2 separate regions of the Homo sapiens genome follow, and region 1 is linked to region 2. The links are chromatin loops, found by intact Hi-C in ENCODE. Cell type or tissue: heart right ventricle. All regions are shown on one strand. Links, peaks and the distances in the headings refer to the core of each region. The heading gives the core; the rest is flanking DNA.

Region 1 (7,885 bases), core at 1,282-6,281, 660 kb before region 2:
TAAAAAGATTTTTTTAAATCACAGACAAGGACTCATTCTGTCACACAGACTGGAGTGCAATGGCACCATCACAGTTCACTGCATCCTTAATCTCCAGGGCTCAAGTGATCCTCCTAATTCAGCTTCTGGAGTAGCTGGGACTACAAGTGTGAGCCACCATGCCCTGCTAACCTTCGTTTTGTTTTTTTAAGAGACAGGGTCTTACCATGCTGCCCAGGCTAGTCTCAAACTCCTGGCCTCAAGCAATCCCCCTGGGTGGCCTCCCTAGTGCTGGGATTACAAACGTGGGACACTGCACCTATCTGTGAATGTCTTTTAAAATCAGATCCACAAGAAAATAATTTTCCAGCCAAATTTTGGCAGAATACAAACCTCGGGGAAAAATGCAACTTGATGACCACTGGGTTCAACGCCAGCAACAGGAAAATCACACTGCATCAAACTATGGGTCTGACTATAGTCTGCCCTGTGAGACCAAGGTCTTTGCAACATTAAGTATCCCGGATTTAGACAAATGCTGCTATCCATTATGGTAGAGTATTACTTTAATCATAAGAATGTACTTAGTTTTTATTGATTTCAGAACCTTATGGTTCCTCCAAAGGTGGACCTTATAAAATAAAGTAAAAGATAAAAAGTTTGGAGGATGCACATTTATGACATTATGCAGTTTTACCTTAAGCCATTGTTTGGTTGGCCAGTAAATTTCACACTGAGATTAGTTTAGTTAGTCTTAGAGAAAATATAATGTGCAGTATGATACAAGATGGGTAGTGTGTGTGTGTCTGTGTGTGTGTGTGTGTGTGCATGTGTGTTTGCTTCTTAGGCTCTATTATCACAAAATGTATCCCAGCCCTTTCATAAGTATTAAATGCATAAACTAAATCTATAACTATTATCCTTTCTTTTTTAAAAGTAACTACATCGGCTGGGCGCAATGGCTCATGCCTGTAATCCCAGCACTTCGGGAGGCTGAGGCGGGCGGATCACAAGGTCAGGAGATCAAAACCATCCTGGCTAACACGGTGAAACCCATCTCTACTAAAAACACAAAAAAAATTAGCCAAGCGTGGTGGCGGGCACCTGTAGTCCCAGCTACTCGGGAGGCTGAGGCAGGAGAATGGCATGAACCCGGGAGGCGGAGCTTGCAGTGAGCCCAGATCGCACCACTGCACTTGAGCCTGGGTGACAGTGCGAGACTCCGTCTCAAAAAAAAAAAAACAAACAACAACAACAAAAAACTACATCAAACATAACTCATCATATTGTGTATAATTTCAAATGCTTACTAAAAGCTACATGAATTTATCACCAAAAAGATAATATATACAAATTTCAGGTTAATAATCATTTCATCCAACATTCTTTAATATCAACAGAGACAATTCCAGGATATTGTTGAATGATACTGTCCTTCATTTACATGGCCTATTAAGGAACGTAAAGGAGAAAAAATATTTGACAACATGCTATTAATCAAATCTTGTTCCCTAAAAGTATATGCAGGTCTAAATCCTTGATGTAAAAAATACTTATCTATGCATCTTGTTAAATTCAAGTCAGTGGTCCACCATTTCTTTGCTTAGCCAAAGAAGAGACTCTTTTCCTCCTGGTTATGTATATCTGTGTCCTGAGTTTTAAGTGCCACATTTTTCACGTCAGTTTCACATCCTGCCTTTAGGCTCTCAGACTTGTACTTCACGGATGCTGTAACTCTTGTTTACTGATTTTACTTCACGGATGCTGTAACTCTTGTTTACTGATTTTATGCCTTACTCCTAGAATTTGTGATCTTGTAAGACTTGCCAGCTAAGATCCAATCAGCTTTCAGCTCACTTTCTGTCAGGAACCAAAAACCATTCAGAAATATGTTATCTTGGCCAGGCGAGGTGGCTCATGCCTATAATCCCAGCACTTTGGGAGGCTGAGGCAGGTGGATGACTTGAGGTCAGGAGTTCAAGACCAGCCTGACCAACATGGTGAAACCCCATCTCTACTAAAAATACAAAATTAGCTGGGCGTGGTGGCACACACCTATAATCCCAGCTACTTGGGAGGCTGAGGCAGGAGAATTGCTTGAACCTAGGAGGCGGAGGTTGCAGTGAGCCGGATCGCGCCATTGCACTCCAGCCTGGGCAACAAGAGCGAAACTCCATCTCAAAAAAAAAAAGAAAAGAAATATGCTATCTTAAAAGAAGGGTGATTTTTTCTCCTCTTGAATGCAGTTTTCTAAACATGATGATGGTAAACAGTAGAAAATTAAGTGACAGCGACTACAAAGCTCCATTACTTAACTATTACCAAGTATCTGCATAGATAAAAAGATTCAATAAGTGAAACATTTGCTTTCCATCTTGTTTACAAGATATAAATCACATTTCCCTGAAAATTAGCTTCCAGTACTGAAAAATTGTTAATATTGAAGTGAATGCATTAGAATTTCAGTGATCCAAGTGAACTAATACAAATATCTTCAGTGAATGCCATTTTCATAATGAAGTAAATTCTGAATAAAAATATCCTGCTTAAATTTAGATGCCAGTTTTAACCCTGTTCAGGCATTCAGAAATATGTTTTATTAATTACTACTATAATTACATTTTCAAAAATATTTCTCCTGTCTTTTATCCAAGTTCCCAGAACTTGGGCCTTGCCTTTCTTACCCTTAACTACATGCATTTCTCTAACTGACTTCAGGACTTTCATAAACAGACAGTATAAGAAGAGTTCAAGCAAAATTTTGTGGAACTAGCATTTCAATACACTCTGTCCAGTCTTGATGAATTAATCAAACTATGGTAAAGTTAAAGCAATCAGTCTTGCAGCCGTGATGGGAGTAAACAAATAGAAATACCCCCAACTGCTGATTAATTATTGCTTCTTTCGTTTATTGCTCCTGAATCTCCTGCTTATGAAAAAGGTTGACAAATTAAAGATTTGCTGCTGTATTTAGTGTGATGGGGAAGCCTGAGAAGGAACGTAAGCTGGATTGTCAAATTACCTGAATTATACTAATTATTTCCAAGTGATAAAGTCCCTTCCCCTCTGCAAAACTTTAAATTCATCTCTCAAATGAAGAGTTTCGTTCAGCTCCAAAATCCTCATGAAGGGGAACCTCATCTGCCCAAATCTAGTCCATTTTGCAGGTATACACTCCTTATTTTGACCTCTAGAGGGCGATCCTTCCTAATCTTAGCAGGATCTGATTCTACAGGAATGAGTTGAGACTAACCAAATCCCAAACTAGAAAGTAATCTCTTTGGAAAACCACCAGGAGGGAAAATTATCACTACTGCTTCCAAGTTCCCTGTGACATACCAATCACCTGGTCTCCGTTTTCCATACTATGCCTTTTTCTTTTTCATTCCTTCATCCATAAAACGAAAGTGTCAAGAAAAACTAGGTCTCTCAAAGCCCCTTCCAAGTGTGTAAATTGTATCATCGTCTTCCTTGGGTGACTTTGTTTCTTGGTACCAAAATAGCAAATGCTGTTTGCTGTATATCAAAATATTAACTCAATAGGTATCCGGTCTCTAGCTTACTCTTCCTGAGTTTTGTTTTGCTTAATTTTGCTTTTAAGAACAGAGGTAATATAGAAGCGTTTTACTACATGCAATCAAAAAAAAAAAAAGATCATTAGTGATGTCTCAGGGCAGGTGAGCCCCAAAGCTGGGGCTCAGCCTGGGAAGGTTTTTTGGTTTTGCTCAGGAAAGAATTCAAGAGTGAGCTGGTGATAGAAGAAAATGGCTTTATTGAGGCAGCAGTGCTAACAACTCAGTGACCGCTTCTGCAGAGCAGGGCTACCCGCTAGGCAGTTACGTTCAGAGGAGCAGCTCAGAGGCAGCTCTGCGTATATATTTATACCCAATTTTAATTATATGCAAATTAAGGGGCATATTATTCATAAATTTCTAGAAAAGAAGTGATAACTTCCAGGTCATTGCCATGGAAAGGGGTGGTAACTTCCACGTGTTGTCATGGCAGTGGTAAACTGTCATGGCATTGGTGGGCATGTCTTATGGAGAGAGGCTTATGTTGATTCTTCCATGTTTAACTAGTCTTTAATCTGGTCCAGAGTCAAGTCCTGCCTCTTATATGTGAGACATGTGCCACATAACAAATTATAAAGGTGACCATATCTACATAATTATAGACTCATACATTACATAATAAATAATTTACAAATAAAAATTTCCTTTGTAAATTTTTTTTTTGACACAGGGTCTCACTCTGTCACCCAGGTCTCACACTATCATCACAGCTCACTGCAGCCTCCAGTTCCTGGGCTCAAGGGATCCTCCCACATCAGCCTCCCAAGTAGCTGAGACCACAGATGCACGCCACCACACCCAGCTAATTTTTAAATTTTGGGTAGAGACGGGGTTTTGCCATGTTGCACAGGCTGATCTTAAACTCCTTGAGCTCAAGAAATCCACCTGCCTTGGCCTCCCAAAGTGCTGGGATTTTACAGGCTTGAACCATCACACCCAGCCTCCTTTATAAATTAAATTAAATTCATTATGAATTAAAGTTTCCAAAGTGCCAAACCATTTTCCAAGGGTCACCTTATTTTAAATTGGCAGAAACAGAATTTAATCTCACAGTTTCAAAATGTTTATCTGAGATTTGCTTGCTAATCCATCCCCATCCTATAATTCCACCATGAAGCTCCCTGCAAAACAAGAACTATCATCTACTAAGCCCTTTCTTTGTACCAGGCACTGTGTTAGGCACTTGACCTGAATTATATCACTTAATCCTTACAATTCAAAGATGTGTTATTATCCACTTTACAAATGAGGAACCTGAGGCTCAGGGACATTAAGTGACTTGCTCAACATCACTCAGTTAGTAGATTTAACTAGAGATCAAGTCACTTCCATCTAACACAAAGTGAATCCATTTTCTTGTCCACTGCTATCTTGCCGCTCTGCAAAGACTGCCCCCAAAGCGTCTCCAAATCTGTAAACTTTTAAGTATAGTAAGTTCTTACTTAACCTCGTCAATAGATTCTTGGAAACTACAACTTTAAGCGAAATGATGAACTGCAGGTCTTCAAATAACATCATTTTGTTATAACATTAATGAGAACAAAATGGTTTTGTTATACCTCATTTTGCTTAAAGTTGCAGTTTTCAAGAACCTATTGACGACACCAAGTGCGGACTTTCTATAGTCCGTTCTCATCCACTACAGTCCTCCACTCTACCAACTGAGCTATCAAAGGCATCACTTGTACTCCTTCCTTCACTTGTACACCTTTCTTTCAAAGGCAGTGAGGATAATTCAAAGGAATCTCAGGAAAAACAAGAAATCAATTTTCTCAATTACTCCCCCCCTGACAATACTGACTCGTGGTTTAGAAAAATTCTAGATCCTGATTTCAGACTGCACAATACATCACAAATTCTAGGGCTAAATTGCCTAGCTTGAAGTTTGACTCCTCCCTTACTAGCTAAATTACTTTCAATTATTTACATCCTCTGGGCCTCAGTTTCCTCATTCGGAAATTGGTTAATAAAATACATTTCACAGATGAGGCTTAAATAGCTATCTGTAAAGTACTTACAACAACATCTGGTAAGTGCTCAGTAAATACCAACCCTTCCTATTTTTGTCTGAAACAAAAGAGAGAAAGAGGTTTAATAATGGGAACTATGAAAGAGGATCACCAACTTGGGAAAAAAAACGTAAGGATGTCTACTTCAATTAAGTGTAACAATTAAGACTTTTTAAAGACCCTGTGTAGGCCGGGTGTAGTGGTTCACACCTGTAATTCCAGCACTTTCGGAGGCCGAGGCGGGCAGATCACTTGAGGCCAGGAGTTCAAGACCAGCCTGGCCAACATGACGAAACCCCACCTCTACTAAAAAAAAGAAACAAACAAAACAGAAATTAGCAGGGTGTGGTGGTGCACACCTGTAATCCCAGTTACTGGGGAGGCTGAGGCATGAGAATTGTTTGAACCTGGGAGGTGGAGTTTGCAGTGAGCTGAAATCACGCCACTGCACTCCAGCCTGGGTGACAGAGCAAGATACTGTGTTAAAAAAAAAAAAGAAAAAAAAAAAGACTGGACGCGGTGGCTCACGCCTGTAATCCCAGCACTTTGGGAGGCCGAGGCGGATGGATCACGGGGTCAGGAGATCGAGACCATCCTGGCTAGCGTGGCGAAACCCTGTCTCTACTAAAAAAAAAATACAACAAAAATTAACTGGGCGTGGTGGCGAGTGCCAGTAGTCCCAGCTACTGGGAAGGCTGAGGCAGGAGAATGGCTTGAACCCAGGAGGCAGAGCTTGCAGTGAGCCAAGATTGCGCCACTACATTCCAGCTGGGCAACAGAGCAAGACTCCATCTCAAAAAAAAAAAAAAAAACCGTGTAAATATTTCAGTTTGGATTTGGTTTCTGTTGGGTTCTTTTGGGTAATATGACTTCCCTGGCTACATAATGAGACTTTATAGGAAAGCGGGAATACCTACCTTAATAGTTTGTGTACAGATTTCATTTAAAAGCCAGGCCCCACACTCCTGCCCCTTTTCAGTAAAATCGAAATGCCTGAGTGCGGTGACTCATTTCTGTAATCCCAGCACTTTGGGGGCTGAGGTGGGAAGATCATTTGAGCCCAGGGATTCGAGACCAGCCTGAGCAACACAGGGGAACCCCGTATCCACAAAAGAAAAAATATTTTAATTAGCTGGGGGTGGTGGCATGTGTCTGTGGTCCCAGCTACTTGGGAGGCTGAGGTGGGAGGATAGCTTGAGCCCAGGATGCGGAGGCTGCAGTGACAGCACCACTATAGCACCAATGTACTCCGGCCTGGGTGACAGAGCATGACAGTCTCAAAAAAAAAAAAATGCAAAACCTAAAACCCTCAATCTTGCTTCTTTTCTATTAGATGCTTCATGAAATTCAGCATTTTATCTCAATACGAAATTCAGCATTTTATCTCAATATCCCAAACTTTTCAGCTATTTTATGTTATCCTCTGTCCTTAACAGCTCAGACTATACTTCAGGGTAGAACTCCCCTTTAGGAAATAATGGCCCGCATCTTCAATTGAGAGGTATCTCAACTGAGTAAACATTGTACTTGACAGATAACTTAGCCACAGTACACTCTACTGCATGAAAGCCTCAGCTTCTGTTTACCTGTCTTTGAACTTGTTTTATATTTAAAGCATCTGTTAGTAAAGCAAGATGTCAAAGGAGATCAACTCTACCACACACTGGGAGCAATGAGTGGAGAAGACACAATTGGTGGGTCCACTTGGAAGGATCAAGGACCCTAGGTTTTGCTCTTCAAGTTTTTCCTCTTCGTATGATTTTTGCTCTGCATGTCATCAGCACATTCATCTTTTGGGGGCCTTCCACGTGCTTAAAGCTGCATGCGAAAATGATTTTCTTGTTATCGGAGGAGGTAGGTTGCTTCCTACATATATAATTGGTTTGATTAATTCAGCTAAGAGTTCATGAAGAGACAGCAATTTGCTGTAATCAGTCACACATATGCACACCTTTAACCTTTTAATTTACGTGCATATGCATGGCTGCCTTTAATTTACGCCCTAGTTTCATTTCTAAAGTTACATGCAGATGAATTTTTTTCTTTCAAACTATTGCATATTTCGAACTATTTTGACCTTGTCTCTGTTGATATGTTGGGGCTGATCATTGTTGGGGGTCTTCCTGTACATTGTAGGATATTCTGAAACATCCCCAGTCTCTACCACTAGATGCCAGTAGCAAACGCTACCCTCAGTTGTGACAACCAAAAATGTCTCCAAACATTGCGAATGTCCCCTGGTGGTGGTAAAATTGCCCCCGTTAAGAACCACTCATCAACTGCTATTGTCCTATAACTTTTAAATAACAAATGTTTGATTCTCAT
Region 2 (7,885 bases), core at 1,031-6,030:
CTAACGTTGGTGTTTTAAAACTTAATTTGTAGGCCAGGTGCAGTGGCTCACACCTGTAATCCCAGCACTTTGGGAGGCCAAGGTGGGTGGATCACCTGAGGTCAGGAGTTCGAGACCAGCCTGGCCAACATGGTTTATCCCATCTCTACTAAAAATACAAAAATTAGCCAGACATGCTGGCGGGCACCTGTAATCCCAGCTACTTGGGAGGCTGAGGCAGGAGAATCGCTTGAACCTGGGAGGGGGAGATTGCAATGAGCCGAGATTGCAACCCTGCACTCCAGCCTGGGCAACAGAATGAGACTGTGTCTAAAACAACAACAACAAAAAGAAACAAAAAAACAAAAAAACCTTAATTTGTAACGTGGAGGTCCAGTTGGAAACATGCAGGAGGAGCTGTAGGTCTGGAACAACAGGAGAATGTGAAGGATGGGAGTACAGATTTGGGACCTTTTTTTTATTTTTAATTTTTTGGAGACAGGGTCTCACTCTGTCTCTTAGGCTAGAGCGCAGTGGTGCAATCATAGCTCACTGCAGCCTCAACCTCCTGGGCTCAAGTAATCCTCCCACCTCAGCCTTTCCGGTAGCTGGAACTACAGGTGTGCGCCACCATGCCTGGCTAATTTTTTTATTTTTTGAAGAGGTGGGGTCTCACTGTGTTGCCCATGCTGGTCTCGAACTCTTGGGTTCAAGCAGTCCTCTCGCCTCAGCCTCCCAGAGTGCTGGGATTATAGGCATGAGCCCCTGTGCCTGGCTATAGAGCCTTTTTTCATAGAAGGGAGAGAGTCAATAGGAAGAAGAAGCCCAAAGACAAAACCTAGGGAAACTGTCGCCTTTCAGGCTATGTTTCTTAAAAGTGTGGTTACTGGTGTCCCTGCATCAGAATTATCTGGGCTATGTGTTGAGAAGGCAGATCCCTGGAGCCCAGCCCACTGCATTGGAATCGCCGAGGGAGTGGCTGGCAACTCCCAGTCTGCCTCTGCCTCCCATCACCATTCTTACACACCCAGATGTTGGAGACCCATTAGCAGAACTAGTGAAGAGGTGGACAAAGAAGGCTCCAGGGAGGGTGGAGGAGACCCCAGGTGACTTGGGTAAATTCGTGGCGTCCCTTCTCAGTGGGGCCTGGACCATGCAGTCTGGGCGCCCTTCCTAAAACCATAAACCATCGGGAGGTCAGCACACATGAGGGTGTTCAGTGGAGTCTCCAGGTGTCTGGCATCTGTAGGCTTGTGAAGAGTGGTCAGAAGCAGACGCCCTCAGGACTGGTTCTTGGTCCTGACTCTGTGGCTGGAGGCTGTGTGACTGTGACATGTCATTTTGTCCTCTTAGCCGCTGCCTTGATCTGTAGAATGGCAATATTAAACCACATTAGTTAGACCATGTGACAGTCTTCAGAGCACCTGGAGAAAACCCCCACGTGTGCTGGGAAGAAGCATGGAGACTCCTGCAGCACTTTGCAGCCCTGTCAGCCCCAGCTCCTCCGTTTGTAACAAATATTTTTAATACTCTCTTTACTATTCTGAAATGAAATTCATACATCATATTACTCTATGCACACACACAAATTTTTAAAAATTTGAGACAGTGCCAAACTGTAATACAAAGGAAAACAAAAGAAATGTATATATGTAGTTCAATAGGTAAACCCTTGGGTACAACTACACTCAAATACGTAATAAAGTAGTCAGAGTCTCAGAATAATTGTGAATTGACAGCTACAAAAGCAGACAGAGACAGGCATGTTGTCCTGGTGACTCATAAACATGAGCTGTGTTAACTATTGCTGATGCAATTTTTTCTGAAACGGTGCAAGACTTTTGATAAATTTCTGAACAAAACAAAGCACAGGCTCTGCTTGATTTGCGTGGGACTCACATTCCTGGCAAATTCAGCATACATGAAAAGGATGCAAAAACAAAAACAAAAACAAAAACAAAAAACCCAAAACACCCTGTGTTTACACACGAAAAAGAACGAGGTTCTGGGCTCAGATAATTATAAGTAGGTGTCCTACCAATGCAGAGATCCGGTGGGGTATTGAAAAGCCACGGGAGAAGCAGCACAATTCTTCATTGGGTGGGACTGTTTTGAACATTGCAGGACAGATAGCATTTCTGGCCACTGCCCACTCAATTAAAAACATCCCTGCCAAATTCCAAACTGCCTTTACCTGGGGGTGAACTGCCCCCACTGAAAGGTACATGACCACATGGTAGAGCTCAGAAGTGACTTGGAGCTCAACTGTTTGTGTCTGGAAGGTTGCTGGGTCTGTCTCACGGAAATGATAGTTCCTTCCCTACAGAGAGTGGGAGAGCCCAACGCGCAGGCCTTTTGCAGGAGGAGACCCATCAGGGATGGGTCTGGCCTGTTGACCTCTGCAGACTCACTCATCCTTGTACTCTATGTTCCAGCCACACAGGCCTCTTCCTAGTCCCCTTACCCACCATCCTGTCTCCTGTTGGAGAACCGCACACATACACTCCTGCTGCCTTCTCTCCCTCTTCCCTGGTTAAGGCCAACTCATTTCTGTACCATACCATGAGTGGCAGGCATGAACATTAAAAGCACACATTCTGAGTTTGAATCTCGGTTCTGCCACATACTACCTGTATAACCTTGGGCAAGTTATTTAAGCTTGCTTTGCATCAGCATTCTCGTCTGTAAAATGGAGAGATGTAATAGTGATACCTATTCAAATAATTCTAACAACAATTAAGGCTGGTGTGAGGATGTGAATAATACATAGAAAGCATTTAGCAAAGGACTCTGCACTTAGTAAATGTTCAACCAGTGTGAGCTATTTTTATAGCCATTTCTGAGGTACTGTCCATCTCAGACCTCACCAACTAGGTCAGGTCACCTTCTTAGCCCTCCATAGCCTTGAGTAATTCCACTTCCAGATATTTATTTAAATTGCAGCTGTATACTTTTCCAAGTTATTTTATGTCAGCCTGCACCTCTCTCTCATTCGTAGTTTTTGAGACCAGATTTCCTTCTTGGTTTCTTATTTAAGAGAGTACCAGGCACATGGTAGGCAGGTAGGTATCCAAGGATGGATGGATGGATGGACGGACGGATGATAGATGCATGTCTGTGGCAGTTACTGATGGCAGGTTTCCATGTGCCTCTTTGCCTCTAAACTATGCATTTTCTTTTTATTTCTTCATGTCCCCTTATTATATCTTAGTCCTCCCAGGGGCAGTTGGAGGCATTATTTGTCTCTGTAAAAAGGGGCTAAGGACATTTCTACAGACAGTTATTGAGCACTGCCTGTATGCTCCATGTAGTGCTAGGAGTAAGCAAAAAGTGAATGGCAGAGTCTCATGCAGGTCTCAGTGTAGCTGAGGGAGACAGACACATTAAAATTGGCTAGAATAAAATACTGCAGGTGTCATGGTGGGGCCAGGCATTGGGCTTTACAGAAATCGGGAGCAGAGACATCTCTTAGGAGGTGGCGAGGATGATCAGAGAAGATTTAGAAGTCCAGGGGACCATTGAGCTATGTCTTAAAGGCAAGTAGGAATTGAACTGGGTAATGTTCCCAGCAGAGGCAAGAAACAACATTCACTATTAGGAAGTCAATTATGAGCTTGCTAGTGGGATGGCATAAAGTTCTAACTTCGCTCCCACAGGACAGTCTGTTTGCAGCCAGCTTTGTGTTGAGTTGAATGATGTCTGTTTATGGCTTAGATATTTTCCTTCTTTGTCCTGACTTAAGGTGGCGTTAGTGCCCCCTTGTGGAAGTAGTGAGTGGTGATGGAACTGTCTTAGCAGCACGCTGTGGGAAACTTCAGTGTTTATTTATCATGATTTATGTAAACACTTGTTTACTGTACATCAGAATCCTCTTGAGTTTCATTTAAAAGGACTTAATACTCTCACCCCTGAATTAGATATTCTTGCTTCTTCAAAAGCTGTTGGTTTTACTCTCACCATTTAAAGTAGTATAACTTGTATTTATATTATGTATTTATACACATACACACATACACACACACACACACACACACACACACATATATTTGAGCTAATAATGCAGTGAACTAAGTTTTAATAGCTTTGGGCATTACTGATCCCTATTTAAAAACACACATACATACAGACACACACACAACTGAACCTTCAAAGACCTCAGAATAATTGTGAAGCTAACTGTATAATAACTGTATAATAAAAGGAAGCTAACTGGAAGACCAAACCTTCAGCCACAGGTAGCATTTTGGAAGGCTCTTTCAGCCACGGGTAGCATTTTGGAAGCATCCTGAAATGAGAAGAATTGTGTTCACTCCTTCACTCCTGATACAAGTAAGACGGACCATTCCCAACGTCTTGTAAAGAGCATTTTCCTTCAAAATTAGGAGTTCTAGGACAGACCTTAATTTTTTCTGTCTTTTTAAAGATTTATTTTATCTTATTTTTTTTAGAGACAGGGTCTCATTCTGTCACCCAGGCTGGAGTGCAGTGGTGCAGTCATAGCTCAACACAGCCTCGAACTCCTGGGCTCGGGCGACCCTCCCACCTCAGCCTCCCAAGTAGCTGGGATTACAGGTGCATGCCACCATACCCAGCTGGCTAATATGTTTTTAATTTTTATTTTTTCTAGAGATGGGGTCTAGCTATGTTTCCCAGGCTGGTCTCAAACTTCTAGCCTCAAGTGATCCTTCCTCCTCGGCCTCCCAAAGTGCTGGGATTACAGACATAAGCCACTGTGCCTGGGCTTTATTTTATTTTTCATTGACCCATAATAATTGTACATATATGGGGTACAGTGGTAATGCTTTGATACATGTATACAATGTGTAATGATCAAATTAGAGTAATTAACATTTCAGTTACCTCAAACGTTTCTCATTTCTTTATGGTGGGAACATTCAAAATCCTCTCTTCTGTTGTCTCTAATATTAGCACCTTGCTTGATGCCTGACCCATAAACAAAGACACTGATTTTTTGTTTCCTTTCTTCTTTAAGCAGTTAGGAGGCCTTGTGATACCCAGAGATTCCAAAATAATGTTTGATGTTTCTAAAATCTTAAGAGAAATGAAGCATTCACCCTTAATAACATACAGGCTGAAGTGTTTATTTTTGACTGGGATTGAATTAAACCAAGTGGAGCAAAACAAAACAAAATTGTTTATCTTGTACTGACCAGAAACCCTTACTATCAGTCATTTATTGGCAAAAAAAAGAAAAGAAGAAGAAGAAATAATTCATTATCAAATGTAGCTTATTTGGATGAGTAAGATTTTTTTAAAGCCTGGACTTGCAGGGAATTGATAATAAAAGAATTTCTTGATGAAAAGTTTTGTAACCCCTAGCTAGGGGTTTCTAAAGTCTTTTCTGTTTCTCTTTTAACTTCTTTTTAACTTTAATATTTAGTGGGGGAGGGGAACCTAGAAAGTACAAAAGGGTAGTTTAAGAAGATTCTCTTTAACACTCCTTAAAAATCCTTTGATTTTTCAGTCTACCTGATGACAGCTGCCATTTGCCCTCAAGCCGGCCACCAGTCCTGAGGTTATTTTTCCCTTGTTTGTTCTTTGGCTTCACAGATATGATTGACAATCTGCTGTCCCCAGATCTTATTGATGGTGTGCTCACCAGACTGGTCCTCGTCAACGCAGTGTATTTCAAGGGTCTGTGGAAATCACGGTTCCAACCCGAGAACACAAAGAAACGCACTTTCGTGGCAGCCGACGGGAAATCCTATCAAGTGCCAATGCTGGCCCAGCTCTCCGTGTTCCGGTGTGGTGAGTTCATGCTCAGCGAAGCCTGTTCTAGGATGTGCTGGCGGCAGAAAGGCCCTTGAGTGCTTTAACTTAATTCCAGAGCAAATCTAACTTTTCATCTTTTAAAAAACTGGGGAACAGAGCAGGGTGCTGAGAGGCAGGATTTTTATAAAGCTCATGTAAATCTGTGTTATGTACAAAAGTTACCATGCATAGCATAATATGCATAATATATGCATAAGTTATGTACAAAAAGTATTAATGCATGGCGTGTGTAGTAGGCTTTTTGGTTGAAAACTTAAAGATGAAAGGACAATTCATGAAATGAGTATAAGTGAGCATTAAACACAGCAACTCATTAGCAGTCTTACATTACCAAATTAAAAATTGGATTTCTTTTTTTACTTAGCAGATCAGCAAAAATTAAAAACATTGGTAAAATCCTTCGGTGGCTTTGGTGGGGAGGAAGCAGGACCCTTGGGCACTGTTCGTGGCAGGGATCTGTGGTCCGAGGACTTCCTCGGGGTCCTGGCTCCAGCAGTCCCGCTCCAGGGAATTTATACTGTGAACATAAGCACACAATGACAAATAAATAGAAGCCAAATACAAATATACAGTGGAACGTATGTGATCATGAGACTTAGATTTATATAAATGGAAAGATTATGCAATATATGATTGATTTCAGAAAACGAGATATAAAACAGCAGATATCAATCTCGCTTATGTAAAATTCTTTTCTTTATATTCACACGTCAATAGAGATAGGTCTCAGAGGATCTTCAGTAAAAAATATTAATGGTAGGATTTCAGAAAAATTATTTCTGAATTTGAAAAAACTTTTTCGAGATAGAGTCTCACTGTGTTACCCAGGCTAGACTACAGTGGCACAAACATGGCTCACCGCAGCCTCGACCTCTTGGACTCAAGCTATCCTCCCACCTCAGCCTCTCATGTAGCTGGGATCACAGGCATGCACCACCACGGCCAGCTAATTTTTTTACTTTTTGTACAAATGGGGTTTTGCCACGTTGCCCAGGCTAGTCTTGAACTCCTGGGCCTAAGTGATCCACCTGCCTTGGCCTCTCAAACTGCTGGGATTACAGGCATGAGCCACCGCACCAGGCTCAAATGAACTTCTAAAATCACTTTGCCTGGGATATGAGCCGGTGGCCGTGTTAGTGTTTCAATGAAGTGATTTTATTTTAGGTCAATCTTTTGTACACACTTTATAGTCCATAAAAAAATAAAATAAAAAGTGAGGGGGCCCTCATTTACTGTATGTTTCTCTTGCTGAAAAAAAAAACAAGTTAATAGTTCAAGATTAAAATGCAAGGATTCCATTAACATTCCTATGGAAGATTTTAAAATGTTTGTTTTTACAGAAATATAACATGAATTTCTTGAGTAAACAGGCTATTCCCAGAGAGTTACATGTCAGGGTAGCTTTTCATTTGGAAACTGATTTGCCTAGGAATATACATGTGTGTTTTATAGAAAATAATGCACAAATACATTCTTATTGTCAAAGATTTAAACCCTACAGAACCCCCACAGTGTGTTGGTATCTTCCCTCCACTTTCCCCGATTCATGCCTCTCTTCTTTACCCGCTTCCACCCTGCTCTGGGCCCCCTTGCCCTCTCTCTTCTTGCTGGGTTTGCTGCTGGGAGTCTGCAGGCGATAGGAAGGACAGAGGAGAAAGGGGTCAGGGTACTAACTTCCCAAGCCCCCCCTTACAGAGTCATGGGCCAGCTGCATTCCTCTACCAAAGGTTTCAGCTTCTGCCAGGGGGTGTGCCCAAGAGCTCTTTCTCTCTGGGTCACCACCCCTCTCTTCCTCCCTCCCAGCCCAAGGCTAGCCATGGTGCCCACCGTTTCTTGTCCAGGGTACTGTCCATCATGTTTCTCTGTATCCTGTCTATGCTTTACAACTGGTCCTTCATCAAATTCTGCTTAAATGGCCCAATTTGATGTCTTATCTGTTTACTCTCCACCCTGACTGATCTGTACCTAATTCGGACCAGAAAAAGAAAGTCCGCTGCTCACTCCTGTTCTCATTCCCTCACAAGTAAACACGGCGAACAGCTTAGCTCACCCTTCTCACCCTCCTTTCCATGCCTGTCATCAGGTTTCACTGAGGAACCTGGAACTGGATGCG

What was found. Peaks named below come from ENCODE experiments on the same cell type or tissue, not always from the same donor. Only the 100,000 strongest peaks of a DNase experiment are listed, where the experiment ranks them.
Region 1: it touches region 2 in a loop (4-fold over the local background); 17 of 110 quality-filtered maps call a loop at or near these places.

The regions. Positions count from the first base shown.
Region 1 is chr2:224,646,305-224,654,189 of GRCh38, reverse strand. All of the region lies in intron 2 of LOC105373909 (a long non-coding RNA gene), which reads right to left. Among named protein-coding and RNA genes, the nearest start is that of CUL3, 65 kb to the right of the region's middle. In heart right ventricle, for the core only: CTCF peaks have their summits at 2,961 and 3,160 (motif pointing right); no DNase peak of the experiment used is centred there.
Region 2 is chr2:223,989,666-223,997,550 of GRCh38, reverse strand. SERPINE2 (serpin family E member 2) reads left to right here. Exons shown (of 9, transcript NM_001136528.2): 4 at 5,551-5,748. Among named protein-coding and RNA genes, the nearest start is that of MRPL44, 36 kb to the right of the region's middle. In heart right ventricle, for the core only: a CTCF peak has its summit at 3,742 (motif pointing left); a DNase peak (open chromatin) is centred at 3,710; H3K27ac peaks cover 311 bases.